3 separate regions of the Homo sapiens genome follow, and all the other regions are linked to region 2. Evidence: chromatin loops called from intact Hi-C (ENCODE). Cell type or tissue: MCF 10A. All regions are shown on one strand.

The links. A loop is a pair of places that touch in the nucleus more often than their neighbours do. Peaks named below come from ENCODE experiments on the same cell type or tissue, not always from the same donor. Only the 100,000 strongest peaks of a DNase experiment are listed, where the experiment ranks them.
Region 1: it touches region 2 in a loop (5-fold over the local background); 5 of 110 quality-filtered maps call a loop at or near these places.
Region 3: it touches region 2 in a loop (17-fold over the local background); 3 of 110 quality-filtered maps call a loop at or near these places.

The regions. Positions count from the first base shown.
Region 1 is chr7:102,234,402-102,239,401 of GRCh38, forward strand. CUX1 (cut like homeobox 1) reads left to right here. Exons shown (of 24, transcript NM_181552.4): 23 at 4,919-5,000. Among named protein-coding and RNA genes, the nearest start is that of SH2B2, 50 kb to the right of the region's middle. In MCF 10A, a CTCF peak has its summit at 2,468 (motif pointing left); a DNase peak (open chromatin) is centred at 2,460.
Region 2 is chr7:101,880,282-101,885,281 of GRCh38, forward strand. The region is part of intron 1 of CUX1 (cut like homeobox 1); the gene reads left to right. Among named protein-coding and RNA genes, the nearest start is that of CUX1, 65 kb to the left of the region's middle. RefSeq lists a silencer at 3,300-3,467 and an enhancer at 4,579-4,628. In MCF 10A, no CTCF peak of the experiment used is centred here; DNase peaks (open chromatin) are centred at 1,100, 2,030 and 2,810.
Region 3 is chr7:102,149,126-102,154,125 of GRCh38, forward strand. All of the region lies in intron 8 of CUX1 (cut like homeobox 1), which reads left to right. Among named protein-coding and RNA genes, the nearest start is that of SH2B2, 140 kb to the right of the region's middle. RefSeq lists a silencer at 1,059-1,200 and an enhancer at 3,704-4,409. In MCF 10A, no CTCF peak of the experiment used is centred here; DNase peaks (open chromatin) are centred at 2,106, 3,926 and 4,356.

The sequences.
Region 1 (5,000 bases), 350 kb after region 2:
CTAAGAGGGCTGGAAAGTTGTGTAACTTTTTCTCTCCAGCAGCCTGAATCTAAAGATTTTTTTAGCACTGGGAGCACTTTTAACCAAGGAGAGCGAAACAGCTCTGGGGGCGCTGCATTTGGTTTTTGTGTTGTGTGGGTGGCTGATCGGGCTATCACAGCATTTACTGAGCATGTACCAGGTGGCTAGAGGCCTTCCTTTGTTATCAGAGAGAGAAATAAGAAATGCATTTTGTAGGCAGGGCACGGCGGCTCACGCCTGTAATCTCAGCACTTTGGGAGGCTGAGGCAGGCGGATCACTTGAGGTCAGGAGTTCAAGACCAGCCTGGCCAACATGGCAAAACCCCCTCACTACTAAAAAAAAAAAAAAAAAAAAAATATAGCCAAGCTTGGTGGCGTGCGCCTCTATAATCCCAACTACTTGGGAGGCTGAGGCACAAGAATCGCTTGAACCCTGCAGGCGGTGAACAGAGATTGAGCCACCGCACTCCAGCCTGGGTGACAGACCATGACCCTATCTCAAAAAAAAAAAATGCATTTTGTAGATCAGGAAACAGAGGTTCAGAGAGGTTCGGTGCCTCCACCAAGGTCACCCGGCCTGGAAAGTGACAAAGCAAACTCCTGCCACAACAGATCTCTCTCTTGCTGTTATTTCCCAGCCTCTGGGGATTTGGCCTCCCTAGAGGAATAACCCCACGTGCACCCACATGTCATCTCGAATGTGGATTCATGTTCTTCTTGCAGCCTGTAGGCTACAGCATAGGAAAAATGCCTAAAGCCAGGTGTGCTGTGCCTCTTGGTTTGCAGTTTCTAAGCGCTGGTCCTCGCCAGTGAGTCCGCCCCTCGAGCACCCTCAGTCCTCAGGTCACCTATGGTGCTGGGAGCTCACTGGGCGGCTGAACTGCATCCCTTAGGGGCAGAGACTGGGAACCAGCTGCTGCCGGTCTGACCGTAAGAAGCGGCAGCCTCCCTGATCAGCTAACGCAGAGGACCTTAACTAAGAGTGGGCATCCCAGGGGCCGGGCACAGTGGCTCATGTCTGTAATCCCAGCACTTTGGGAGTCCGAGGCAGGTGGATCACTTGAGGTTCAGAGTTCAAGACCAGCCTCAGCAACATAGTGAAACCCCATCTCTACTGAAAAATACAAAAATCAGCCAGGCATGGTGGCGCACGCCCGTAATCCCAGCTACTTGGGAGGCTGAGGCAGGAGAATCGCTTGAACCTGGGAGGAGGAGGTTGCAGTGAGCAGAGATGACACCACTGCACTCCAGCCTGGGCGGCACAGCGAGACCCCATCTCAAAAAAAAAAAAAAAAAGAATGGGCATCCCAGGCCCTTGAGTGGCTCTGCCCCAGCCCACCCCACCCCCGTCCCCGCCACACACACACACACACACACGCGCACACAACATCTGAGCCAGGGGTGGGTATGGAACCCAGGCCTGTCAGTTCTTAATTCACCCAGAAATTCCAGCCAAGCATCGCCGTTCTCACCCAACCCGGGAAAGGACTGCTGAAGGAGAGAGAGTGTCTGGTGCCTCCTCCAGGAACCCTATGGGGGTTCCTTTATAATAATAGAGGCTTCTATTTTCTGAGAACTGCCCTGTTTGCCAGGCACTGCGCTAAGACTGCTGTTCATCCACACGACTCTGCTTAGATGTCCTTATCCAGGAAATACGAACCTCGGTGCTTCATGCAGCCTAGCAGATTTCAATAGCTCCTATCAGTAGGGAACGGGAATTCATACTCAGGGCTGTCAGATTTCAAAGCAGATGCTCTTAAATATACATCCGCTGCCTCTGTGCTGCGAGCTGCCCCCCTGGGATGACCCAGGGGCACTGCTGCTGCCCACTGATGACCTGCCCAGGTGGTGGCCTCTGCCCCATTCAGGGCCCCTCTAGCGAGCTCTGGCCTGCCCTTGGGCCTGTAGTCTAAGGGTCTGAGGTAGGCCATGCCTCTTGGGCAGCCCCAGGCAGCGCTGTAAGCTGCAGAGGCCTGGTGCCACATTGCCCCCCTAAAAGTTTTCAACTTATTTTTCGTTTTGTTTTTTGTTTTTTGTTTTTTAAAGTCTCGCTATATTGCCCAGGCTGATCTTGAACTCCTGGCCTCAAGCAGTCCTCCCATCTCGGCCTCCCAAAGCGCTGGGATTACAGGCATGAGCCACTGCGCCCGGCCTTTTCAATGTCTTATTATGGGAAATCTCCAACATAAACAAAAGTAGAGAAAATGCTGTCATGAACCCAATAGATCTGTGCAGAGTTTCCCGTGATCCCCTCACCCGAGCAGCGTGAAGCTTCCTGCACTAGCCAGGAGGCAGCCCTCAGCCCTTAGGAGGGAGGAGGCCCTGACAACCCAACTCCCTGCTGTGTTTCTCACCCTGGGGCCCTTAGGAAAGGACCTTAGTCCCCGCAAATACATCTCCAGGGCTTCCCAGGCCTCCCATCTTTCCCTCGGCACAGGCTCGGGGCGCCCTCTTGTGTTACAAATGAATTACTGTTTCTGCGGGGCCCAGACCTTTCCAAAGGTGCCCTAGTATCCAAAGCCGCTGTGGTCCGATGGCCTTCTCTTCACTCCTGGGGGTGCCGGCCACAAAGGCTGCTCCCTAGAGAGGCCTTCTCCAGCCCCCTGCCAGCCCCTGGTCAGTCGTCTGTCCCCTAGGAGGGAACTGGAGGGAGTCCCCACGGTTGGACAATCCAACTCCTTTCTCTGGATCCAGCAGCTTTGACTCCGCTGTTTGGGTTTTCTATGGGGAAGATTTACCTTCTCAATTGCTTCTGAGTTCTCATGACAAAATGGCAAGTTAATTAAGGAAATCCCTTGCCTAAGCTGTTTATTTTATTTTTTTAGAGACAGGGTCTCTGTTGCCCAGGCTGGAGGGCAGTGATGCAATCATAGCTCACTGCTGCAGCCTCGGTGTTCTGGGCTCAAGTGATCCTCCCGTCCCAGCTACTCGGGTGCACGCAGCCTCGGTGTTCTGGGCTCAAGTGATCCTCCCATCCCAGCTACCCGAGTAGCTGGGACTACAGGTGCACGCCACCACACTGGCTAATTTTTAAATTTTTTTTGAGACAGGGTCTCTCTATGTTCTCCAGGCTGGTCTCAAACTCCTAGGCTCGAGCAATCCTCCCATCTCAGCTTCCCAAAGTGCAGAGATTATAGGCGAGAGCCACCACGCCCGGCGATGTCCTTCAGGATTCAGTTTAAACATCATCTCTTCTAGGCAACTTCCCCTTCTGCCTCCCCAGGTGTAGGGACCAGCCCCACAGGGTCTGTGGGTCTCTCCCCGTGTGTGGAGACGAGAGAGTATAGAAATAAAGACACAAGACAAAGAGATAAAAGGCAGCTGGGCCCGGGGAACCACTACCACCAAGTTGTGGAGACTGGTAGTGGCCCCAAATGCCAGGCTGCACTGATATTTATTGGATACAAGACAAAGGGGCAGGATAAGGAGAGTGAACCATCTCCAATCATAGGTAAGGCCACGTGGGTCACATGTCCACTGGACAGGGGGCCCTTCCCTGCCTGGCAGCCGAGGCAGAGAGAGAGAGGAGACAAAGAGAGAAACAACCTACACCATTATTAGAGACTTTTAGTACTTTCACTAATTTGCTACTGCTATCTAGAAGGCAGAGCCAGGTGTACAGGATGGAACATGAAGGCAGACTAGGAGCGTGACCACTGAAGCACAGCATCACAGGGAGATGGTTAGGCCTCCAGATAACTGCGGGCAAGCCTGACAATGTCAGGCCCTCCACAAGAGGTGGAGGAGCAGAGTCTTCTCTAAACTCCCCCGGGGAAAGGGATACTCCCTTTCCCGGGATACTCCCTTTCCCGGTCTGCTAAGTAGCCTGTGTTTTTCCTTGACACTGAGGCTACCGCTAGACCACGGTCCGCCTGGCAACGGGCGTCTTCCCAGACGCTGGCGTTACCTCTAGACCAAGGAGTCCTCTGGTGGCCCTGTCTGGGCATAACAGAAGGCTCGCACTCTTGTCTTCTGGTCACTCCTCACTGTGTCCCCTCATCTCCTATCTCTGTATGGCCTGGTTTTTCCTAGGTTATGGTTATAGAGCAAGGATTATTATAATATTGGAATAAAGAGTAATTGCTACAAACTAATGATTAATGATATTCATATATAATCATATCTAAGATCTATATCTGGTGTAACTATTCTTGTTTTATATTTTATTATACTAGAACAGCTTGTGTCCTCGGTCTCTTGCCTCGGTACCTGGGTGGCTTGCCGCCCACACCCAGGCCTGGCCGAGGAACTCTTCTCAGTATCCCCATGGTCTCTTGCACTTACTTACCCCCACCCCACTTTTCACTCTGCTGGGAACATCTCTCTGGATACTTCTCTGCCTCCCCTACTAAACTGTTAAGTTGTGCAGGGACAGGTGAGGACCTGACATTCCGTCAGAGCAGGTCCTTGGTGAGCATGTGCTGGTAACAGAATGGCTCTCATCTTAGCGTTGTTTCTTTTGTTTTGTTTTGTTTTGTTTTGTTTGAGACGGAATCTTGCTCTGTTACTCAGGCTGGAGTGCAGTGGCACCATCTCATCTCACTGCAACCTCCACCTCCCAGGTTCATGCAATTCTGCCTCAGCCTCCCTAGTAGCTGGGATTACAGGTGCGTACCACCACGCCCAGCTGATTTTTGTACTTTTAGTAGAGACGGGGTTTCACCATATTGGCCAGGCTGGTCTTGAACTCCTGACATCAAGTGATCTGCCTGCCTCGGCCTCCCAAAGTGCTTGGATTACAGGCATGAGCCACCATGCCCAGCCTCATCTTAGTGTTTTGAGATGCTCTATGCAAAGTCCTGCAAGCCGGCACTGTGCCGTCCCGCTAGCGGGACTGGGGATTTGGGCTGCTGTCCCAGCTGGGCCTGACCTTAGTCTGCCATCTCTTCCTCCGCAGCCTACATGAAGCGGCGGCACAGCTCAGTCAGTGACAGCCAGCCCTGCGAACCGCCCTCTGTCGGCACCGAGTACAGCCAGGG
Region 2 (5,000 bases):
TTGGCAATTTCGGAAGTTCACGTTCTTGAGACTCGGTGCCTTTGGAACAATGGCTCACAATGAGGACGGTGTGCGTTCCCGGCAAGAATGAGTGTTGGGGGCTTTTCTCCTTATCACCCGTTCCCCAGACCCCTCTCATCGGCCTCATAAAGAAACAGATGGTTCATCAGGAATAGCTCAGAAATCACGTTGGCTCCTGGCTGTATAAAGAGTGGGAACTGGGATCATAAACATTTGAAATCTCCTAGGAAAGGACAATGATTCCCTCAATGAAATATTGATGTAAAGGGAGCATTTTAAAAGGCAGAAATGATGAACCTGATTCAGGTTGAAGCTGGTAGTGTACTTTAACCTTTTTGAGAATTGTTAATTTAAAAGCAAATAGAATGAAATATAGACTATAAAAGCAGATTAAATCATTTTTATGCATCCTGGGTTTTTTGGTGTCACGTGACAGGAAGAGTTACTACAAAGAAGACCAGGTTTTGGAAAGACGGTGGGGTTCACGTGATGAAACACAGGCCATGACCCCTTTAGGAATTGGATGGAAGCCAGCCAGGCCAGGCCCCCCACCCCCAGGTCCTGGGTTGGGGCTCTGTGGGCCCAAGGAGTCCTCCAGAACCAAATTCTCCACTAAGAGCAATTTTTAAAAGAGCAGCTGCTCATCCCATGTCCAATTAGAGTGAGCAGATGTGTAAGAAACATGTCTTTGATTGATTTTGGGGGAGCCCCCCGCAGTTTGATGTTTTGCTTGGAGGTAGGGGAAACGGGGGCTGAGTTACAAGTATTACCTGTAGGAATAAACAATTCTTTTGAAACATCAGTAGGGAAGAAAGAAAAAAAAAGGCAGCTTAAGATTTATCTAAAAAGGAAGTGGAAAGTTAAAGTTGCTGGAGATCTCATTACTGTCTGTCTCGCTCACCGTAATTAAAAAATGCCTGAATGATCTTAATAACACATGATTCAGCTGACAAGCACTAATTGCCCTGTATCAGGCCAAGAGAAGATGAATGTTGTCAAGAAAACCACAAGTCAGACAAGCTGATTCTCTGTGAGTCTGACACCGTGTTCCCATGTACAGACCAGTTTTTACTGGAGTTCTTCCAGCATCAAAAGCAGCTTCTTACCTTCCCATTAATTTTCATCGCTGGCAGGCCCGAGTTGTTTGCGATACACTGACTACCTCCCTTGATTCCTCCTCGCTGGCTCAGGAGCTTGGGTCTGCAGACAAAATGTAAATATGTTTCTTGCTCTTATCTTTGTCCTTTTTCAGGGAAGAAATCTGTTCCCGTCCAATATGAATGCCCTGGTGGGCTTGTCAGTAAATTACATGGTATTTGGGAATTGATTTTCTGACGCCACCGATTTGTCAAGAACTTATCCTGCCTTTTCAGCGATTTGACAGCACCTGTTAGGCTGTAGGGCCATGTGATTGGGCAGTTCTCCTGCCGAGAAAAAGGGGACTGATGACTTTCTGTCACTTGGGCATCCAGAAACCTCCTTGAAGGTGGAGGTTATTGAGGGAGGAGGCAGGAGTGGAAAAATGCTATTGGTTTATTCCTGTGCTTTTATAGAACAGCCGAACCATTCTATGGCAATAAAACAGAATCACAGGGCAAGGTGCAGTGGCTCACACCTGTCATCCCAGTATTTTGGGAGGCTGAGGCAGGAGGATCGCTTGAGCCCAGGAGTTTGAGACCAACCTTGGCAACATAGTGAGACCTTGTCTCTACCCAAAAATAAAAAAAAAAAATCAGCTGGGCTTGGTGGTGCACGCCTGTAGTCCCATCTCCTCGGGAGGCTGAGGTGGGAGGATCGCTTGAGGCTGGGAGGTGGGAGCTTGCAGTGAGCCATGATCACACCACTGCACTCCAGCCTGGGCAACAGAGTGAGATCCTATCTCAAAAACAAACAAACAAAAAAGGAACTTGTTTCCTAGCAAGAAGCAGATGAGGCTGGTGAATAAGCATACCACATAAGTAAGTAATCCACTAACTTAGGGAATTTCGTGACCAGTCACTCAGCACGCCCTGTTGCGAAGGGGACGGCTGACCAATAGGATCATCTCAGAGTCACCCTCACACAACTTGGCTTAGCCTAGTTGGCAAAAGTGTCTCTTCAGAGACCTACCCTCCTGGAATTGAAATAAAATGAAAATTTGTGATGACGATCAGCTACTGTCAGTGTGACTTAGGTGTAGAAATTAAAAAAGAAAAAAAGACCACTCTAAAGGCATTTGTGCATGAAGACACCTACAGAAATAAAGCCGGGGTGCTGTTCTTGGTCTTCATTCAGGCTAGCACCTCTCGTCACCTTTTCACTTTGGAGCTCAGGGCCTGGTTCACTCAGCAAGTGAGCGGCTCACACAGTAGATGCTCTGCACATAGTAGTAGGTACTCAGAATATAGCAGCTGTTGATGTACATGTTTCCAGAGGGGCCAACACAGGAATCTGCACGTGGGTCCTTGCTTTAAGCCCAGCCCCTCTCTGTGGGCGTGGGATGGAGTCTTCCTTTCTTGGTGACCGGCGCCCTCTGGGGTCACTGGAGGCCTGGACTTCCCCACTGGCCCAGTGACCTTGTTTCCTTGTTCCCTGTCTCGCCCAGCCTTGGCTGTCCTGGGATTTGAAAATCTGGGATAAAGCCTTTTTCGGGCCTCTAAGGCCCTGCTGGTTCTGCGTGTTCCAGAGAGCTGCACCTCTGGGTGGTGAGCTGGCCTTTTTGGCATTTGATTTATGTATAGCCCTGAGTCACTGGGAGCGGATCTAGAGTCCAGGCCAGTGACTGATTTCAAACGCTAACACTCTTGGCTCGGGCTCAGGTTTCAAGTCAGCCTCCAAAGGGGATGTTTGCTCATTTCGTCATCTTCCTATCACAGCAATTTTCGTCATATGGAGGGGTGGCACTCATGTACCTTGATGATTATTATTCTTTTAAAAAATGAAGTTATTTATGTTATGGGGTGAGTTCGTCACACAGTCCGAATGTGGAATGTTGCCATCCTTTTCATCCCAATCCTGCCAGTGATTTCTGTTTACAATAGAACTATTGACATTGTATGGGGATGAAACTAGCATGAGATAGTAATTGTTGGCTTGCCTGAGATTTTCATCATATGTACACATAGACAAAACCTGGCTTTAGTTCCTAAAGCTATTGCTGTTTATTGTACTTTTATTAGCCAATGTTACAGATCCCCGTAGCATGCCAGAGGCTATTAAGAAATACAGGGGTCGGGGGCAGGAACGAAGTCCCTGGCCATGGATCATGCAATTGATCTATAGTTATTTTTTTTTCTTTTTCTTTAATTTTTTTTTGAAATTTTAAATTATTATTATTACTGTTTTTTGCGATGGAGTTTCACTCTTGTTGCCCAGGCTGGAGTGCAATGGCATGATCTCCCCCTCCCAGGTTCAAGCGATTTTCCTGCCTCAGCTTCCGGAGTAGCTGGGATTATAGGCGCCTGCTACCATACCTGGCTAATTTTTGTATTTTTAGTAGAGATGGGGTTTCACCATGTTGGCCAGGCTGGTCTTGAACTCTTGACCTCAAGTGATCCACCGACCTCGACCTCCCAAAGTGCTGGGATTACAGGTGTGAGCCACCATGCCCGGCCCAAATTATTATTATTTTTTATAAGATAGGATCTTATCACACAGGCTGGACTGCAGTGGTGCAATCATAGCTCACTACAACTTCCAACTTTTGGGCTCAGGTGATCCTCCCACCTCAGCCTCCTGAGTAGCTGGGACAGCAGGTACATGCCACCATGCCAGGCTAAGTTTTAAAATTTTATTTTGCTAGGGGGTCTCGCTGACTTGCCCAGGCTGGTCGTGAACTCCTGGCCACAAGTGATCTTCCTGCCTTGGCCTCCCAAAGTGCTGGGATTATAGGTGTGAGCCATGCTTTTGGCCAATTTTTAGTTATTGTGGATACATAATAGTTGTACATATTCATGGAGTACTTGTGATGTTTTGGTGTAAGCATACAATGTGTAATGATCAAGTCAAGGTAATTGGGATATATACTTATAGTTAGCCTACAGTCTTATTGATAATGTTCTCAGAAATTTCTGATTCCAGAGCTCCTTGCTCCTCTCCCATAATTAGATAACGTGTTTTTCTGTCCGGTAATTGCTGTAGTACTCATTTTTAGATGGGGTAGGGAAGGCCATGTGCCATGTTGGGGCCTCATCCCAAAGACCTTGTGCTGTTTGGGACAGGTAATTATTTAAAGCCCCGTGTGAGGTGGGTGGGTGTTAAACTCATGCTCTCCACACCTTCCCAGAGTGCCTGGGAAAGCAGGCTTCTCTAAGAAAGTGGAATAGCGAATAGGCAGTGATCCCTGAGAGAGATACATAATGATTGTCAGTTTCATGGATTACAGATAATTCCGTTTAATGTCCTCTGTTTTTCCTTTTTGCAAATTTCTATGCATTATATAGAACATTGACTTTAGCATAGAAAGTGCTAATTCTTGATTTGGCACTTTAATGGATATTTACACAGTGACACCATAAACATTGGATAAACAGAGGATTTGTTTTAATGAGATCTTCAGTGATTTGAAGCCGTTTCCCCCTTGCCTTCTGGAATCCCCGGCTCCAGTTCTGCCTGGTTTTGGTGATGCTGTCACAGTGGAGGGCTGACTGCAGGCCTCGACTGTGAGCCCTCACTCGGCCACCTTTTCATTTCCTCGCTGGGTTCCAGGCTCTTTGAAGCACTCGCCTCCTCCCCTCCCTGCATGTCCTCTGTAGTGCCTATTTCTGTGATTTGCATATAGCGGAAATATTTGTTGAACTGAATTATTTTTACACACAAGCCTTTCATGTGGCCAACATTTTGAGGTCTGTCTCCTTTGGCGGGAGTCTGGGAGGAATCTTCCAGTTCACTAAGAAGTGTTTGATAGCTTCAGGGCAGGCGTGCCCTGATTGGGGCTGGATGCCCTGCCTCCATCCAGAGGCTCTCTGGCCAGGAGGGGAATGAACCAAGTGCCCAGATTC
Region 3 (5,000 bases), 270 kb after region 2:
AGCCACTGAAAAGTTGTTACAAAATTGAACAGGCTTCCATTTCCCTGTGGCCTCTCTCTCTAGACAGCCGTACCTCTCTATCCCAGTGTCCCCTGCTCAGTAAATCTGTACTCATCCTCCAGGGTACAGACTGGATGTCCCCTACTCCGGGATACTGTTTCTCCTGGTGTCTGCAGAGGCCCTTGTACCACTTTCTGGGATGTCACTGTGCTGAATCGCTGGTGGCTGCCATTTCCTTCCGCCTCCCACTGGGTAGACAGGAAGGGGGTCCCTGCCCACCCACCCACCCATGCCCGGTATATCCCTGCTGAGCTCCTAGGATGTGCAGGGTGTATTCCTGTGTGCTAGCGAGAAGGGAGTCCCAGCGCCACTACGCCATTGCCCACTCCTCCCCTGGGACATTTGTTTCCCTTGGGTGTGGTTCATGGTAGGTGCCCCATGGGCGTTATTGGTGGGAGACCTCCCTGTCTCAGTCTGAGCTGGGCCCATCGCCATCAGGGCACGACAGCCACAGCAGGTGCCTTTGCTGGGAGTAATCTTGCCCTGGCTCGCATGAGACTGCAGACCAGCCCTTCTCCGTAAGTTCAGGCGTTTGTGCTCCGATCAGCTTTTCCTATAGGTTTGTCCCCCACCCCTTGCCCAACTCTTTGACCCCCCGAGTTAAGGGGATTCCAGACCTAGAGCCAAGTGACCTTCCTCAGAGCCTGGCCCTGTCTCCACCGCTTCAGCAACCTGCTCTTTCTGGACAGGGTCCAGCGAGCCCCACCTCTGTCCGTTTCCTCTACCCCCTGTGCTAAGGAAGCCTCACCTGCAGTGTAGGTTGTGGTGAAAAATGTCCCCCCTTAAGGACAGAGCAGGTCATCACGTGCAGCCCTGGGGTAGAAGGGGAGAGTTCGCTTGATCAAACCTAACTGGAGCTTTTCTTTTAAAGCAGGAAGAATTAATCTGTAGATATTTCTCCTTTCAATGCCAAAGAACTTTATGATCTGGTATTGAGACTATTGGTGGGTTTTTTTTGTTTTCTTTGTTTTTTTGTTTTGTTTTGTTTGAGACAGGGTCTCGCTCTGGTACCCAGGCTGGAGTGCAGTGGCACGATCTCAGCTCACTTCAACCTCTGTGACCGGGGTTCAAGCGATTCTTCCGCCTCAGCCTCCCGAGTAGCTGGGATTACAGGCGCTCGCCACCATGCCCGGCTAATACTTGTATTTTTAGTAGAGGCAGGGTTTCATCATGTTAGCCAGGCTGGTTTCAAACTCCTGGTCTCAAGTGATCCACCTACCTCGGCCTCCCAAAGTGCTAGGATTACAGGCGTGAGCCACTGGGCCCGGCCGAGACTATTGGCTTATGAATCAAGTCTAAGAAGATACACTAGTCTTTGAAGGCCGCTCTGTATGTTTTTCCAACTGCCTTGTAGATATACTTTGTTTTAACAGCTCGTTTTAACAGCTCCTGATGCCAGCGTGCTTATTTGGGTATTGAAATATGCGCCAACACCGTGCCCCGATGCCACGCGTTAGCCCCCAGGAGGCTTGCGTGAAAGTAAATACTAGAATTTCCAGCGTGGATATAATTTCCCTTCCATCGACCTTGACCATGTCCTTTTCAGTTCCTCATAAAAACTGTGTGTTAGCCCAGAGAATACCCTGAAATGATCTGTGGTGAACTGATTGAACGAACTACATATTCTAGGCCAAACTGAAATTATTCGCTATTTGAAGTCAGAGCTGAGCATAATACCGGGCAGGTTAATAGATCAGTGGAAGCTGTTTCGTCAGCTCATAAAAACGTGAGAGATCTAAATTTTTATAATAAATCATTTTGCTGAGCAAACAATATGTGCGGTTATTACAGACTTTGGAAAATAAATGATTTTAGACCAATGTCAGGCTGCAGATACTGATGTGGTTAGTTGAGCCTTCAGCATGAAGAGAATGAAAAATCTTTGGAATACTGTTGACACTCACACCATGAAACCACATGCCATTTAATTCATTACTGCGCTTCCAAGATTACATTTACAGTTGTGGTATTAACCCCTGGGCATTTTTGTATTACTTATTGCAGACAGTTTGTCAGGCAGGATTAATTCAGTGGGGGGAGGAGGCAGCAGTTTGGAGAGAAAGTGGATGATTAAGACTGGGGTGGGGCTGGGCGCGTCGGTTCACGCCTGTCATCCCAGCACTTTGGGAGGCCGAGGCGGGTGGATCACCTGAGGTCAGGAGTTCGAGACCAGCCTGGCCAACACGATAAAACCCCGTCTCTACTAAAACTACAAAAATTAGCCGGGTGTGGTGGCGCATACCTGTAATCCCAGCTACTCGGAAGGCTGAGGCAGGGAGAATCGCTTGAACCCAGGAGATGGAGGTTGCAGTGAGCTGAGATCATGCCATTACACTCCAGCCTGGGCAACAAGAGCGAAACTCCATCTCAGAAAATAAAAATAAAAATACAAAAATTAGCTGTGATTGGGTGTGCCTGTAATTCCAGCTACTTGGGAGAGGCTAAGGCAGGAGAGTCACTTGAACTGGGAAGGCAGAGGCTACAGTGAGTTGAGATTGTGCTACTGCACTCCAGCCTGGGCGACAGAGTGAGACTCTGTCTCAAAAAAAAAAAAAAAAAAAAAAAAAAAAAAACCTGGTTGGGAGGTGCCCCAAAGCAAGACCCGCCTCCTTGGTCCTGGTCTGCAAACACTGATGGCCACACTCACATCTTCCAAAGCCCCCGATCGCACTTACTCAGCTAGTTGTATTTTTCTTTCGGCTTTTAAAAAAGAATACCTCCTTAGAAAAATTAATAATGGGCCAGGCACAGTGGCTCAGGCCTGTAATCTCAGCATTCTGGGAAACTAAGGCAGGAGGATCGCTTCAGGCCATGAGTTCAAGACCAGCCTCGGCAACATAGCAAGATCAACTTTGTCTCTACAAAAAAGAAAAAACTAGCTAGGTGTGGCAGTGCATACCTGTAGTCCCAGCTACTCGGGAGGCCAAGGCAGGATTGTTTGAGTTCAGGAGTTTAAGACCAGCTTGGGAAGCATTGTAAGACCCCTGTCTCTAAAAAACAAATTTTTCTTTTAAATTAGCTGGGCTTGCTAGTGCACACCTATAAGTCCCAGCTACTCAAGAGACTGGGGCAGGAGGATCACTTGAGCTCAGGACAAGAGTTGGAGGCTGCAGTGAGCTATGATCGCACCACTGCACTCCATCCTGGGCAACAGAACCAGACCCTGTATCAAAAATAAAAAAGAATTCTCAGAAAAATGAGTAACAAACATACAGATTTTTGTTTGTTTGTTTTTGTTTGTTTGTTTTTTTGAGACAGGGTCTCACTTTGTCACCTAGGCTGGAGTGTAGTAGCACCATCTTGGCTCATGCTCCTCCTGCCTCAGCCCCTCAAGTAGCTGGGACTACAGGCATGCACCACCACACCCGGCTAATTTTTGTACTTTTAGTAGAAACGGGGTTTCACCATGTTGGCCAAGCTAGTCTCGAACTCGCGACCTCAGGTGATCCACCTGCCTTGCCCTCCCCAAGTGCTGGGATTACAGGCATGAGCCACTGCATCTGGCCGACTTTTAAAATAATAATCAGAGCGTTTCCTCGCCAACTGCATCCCTGGTTCCTCCCATTGTCTCCTCCTGTGGTTTCTGGTCCCTTCTGTGAATGGAGACAGCAGCCCCTCCGAGCCTGGCTGTCACCACAATCCCTGGTATGGAATAGGCCTGCCCTGCAACTGCAGAGTGTGGTGTCGTCATTGTCATTCGAAAGCCTGGGGAAAGAGAGTTGCTTTTGTCATGAAAGGTAAGTGCAGTCCTTGTTATCACATTCAGTATTTTGGTCCGTTTAGCAGTTGCTTAGTAACCAAAGCACAACTGACCAGGAGATGGAAAACTTGAAATTCACTTCCAGGATTGCCTCACACTGCCAAGTCTGCACCTTCCCGCGTCAGTGGGACTGATTTTTTTATAAATGATGTGAAATCTTCTGGAGATGAGGCGTGGTTTTCCGGATATTCGGTGTCCTGATGAAAATCCAAAGCCATGTGCTATCTGAGAAGAAATCCAGAGAGTGTGCACTTTCCAGGAGGTGCCCAAGCCCCACCCAGGCCCCATAAACCTGGCAGGAACTGGACTCGACCCACATGGACCCCAGCCCTGCCAAGCCGGCCTCTGTGTAAAGCTGGGCCCCTGGAACTTTGCTCTTCTCTATGCCTGGGCCTTTGGCCACTGGCAACACCAGGTCGCAAGTGAGGAGTGGATGAAAGCAGCCAGGGGCGGGCCAGCACCCCCAGGCAGCCACGCCTCCAGCTTTTCAGCTCCGCACTCCCAAGATCAGGGAGCTGCACCCAGGGAGACGGTGTCCTCCTGTTGCTGCTGCTCCCGGAAGAGTCAAGGCTAAGTAAGCTACCTGGCCAGAGGGTTTTCCTGGTTGCCAAGCAGCAGGGAGGAGTCATCGGCAAGGCATCTCAGAGATGGGGGCCATCCCCTTCCCTTCCTTCCTATGTTCGGCAGAAAGGCATTGAATGCCTACCGTGTGTTTTTCTCCTTCAATTCGCTTGAGAGACACGCAGCAGGGCTGGCTTCTCTGTCCTCCCACCGTGTACATTGCCAGAAAGAGCGGCTGGTATCCCTGGAGGACCCAAACACACAAGCAAAAACAGCTGGGCCCCAGAGGAGGGCAGTGCTTCTGAAAGACACACCCAGACCCCAACAGTGGGTGTGATATGAGGCAGGACAGCTGGGCCACAAAGACAAAGCACCACAAAGGCACTCAGGGAAACAGAGGAAGATATTGGCAGTGTGAAGCGAAACCAACAGGTAATTTTCAAATGGACCAAGTGGAAGTAACAGCGTAAAAAAATTGAATAACTTAGGAGCAAAGAAGAAAGGATACATTGCCAGCTGGGTCTGATGGCTCATGCCTGGAATCTCAGCACTTTGGGAGGCCAAGGCCAGAGGGTTGCTTGAGCTCAGGAGTTCGAGACCAGCCTGGCAACATAGCAAG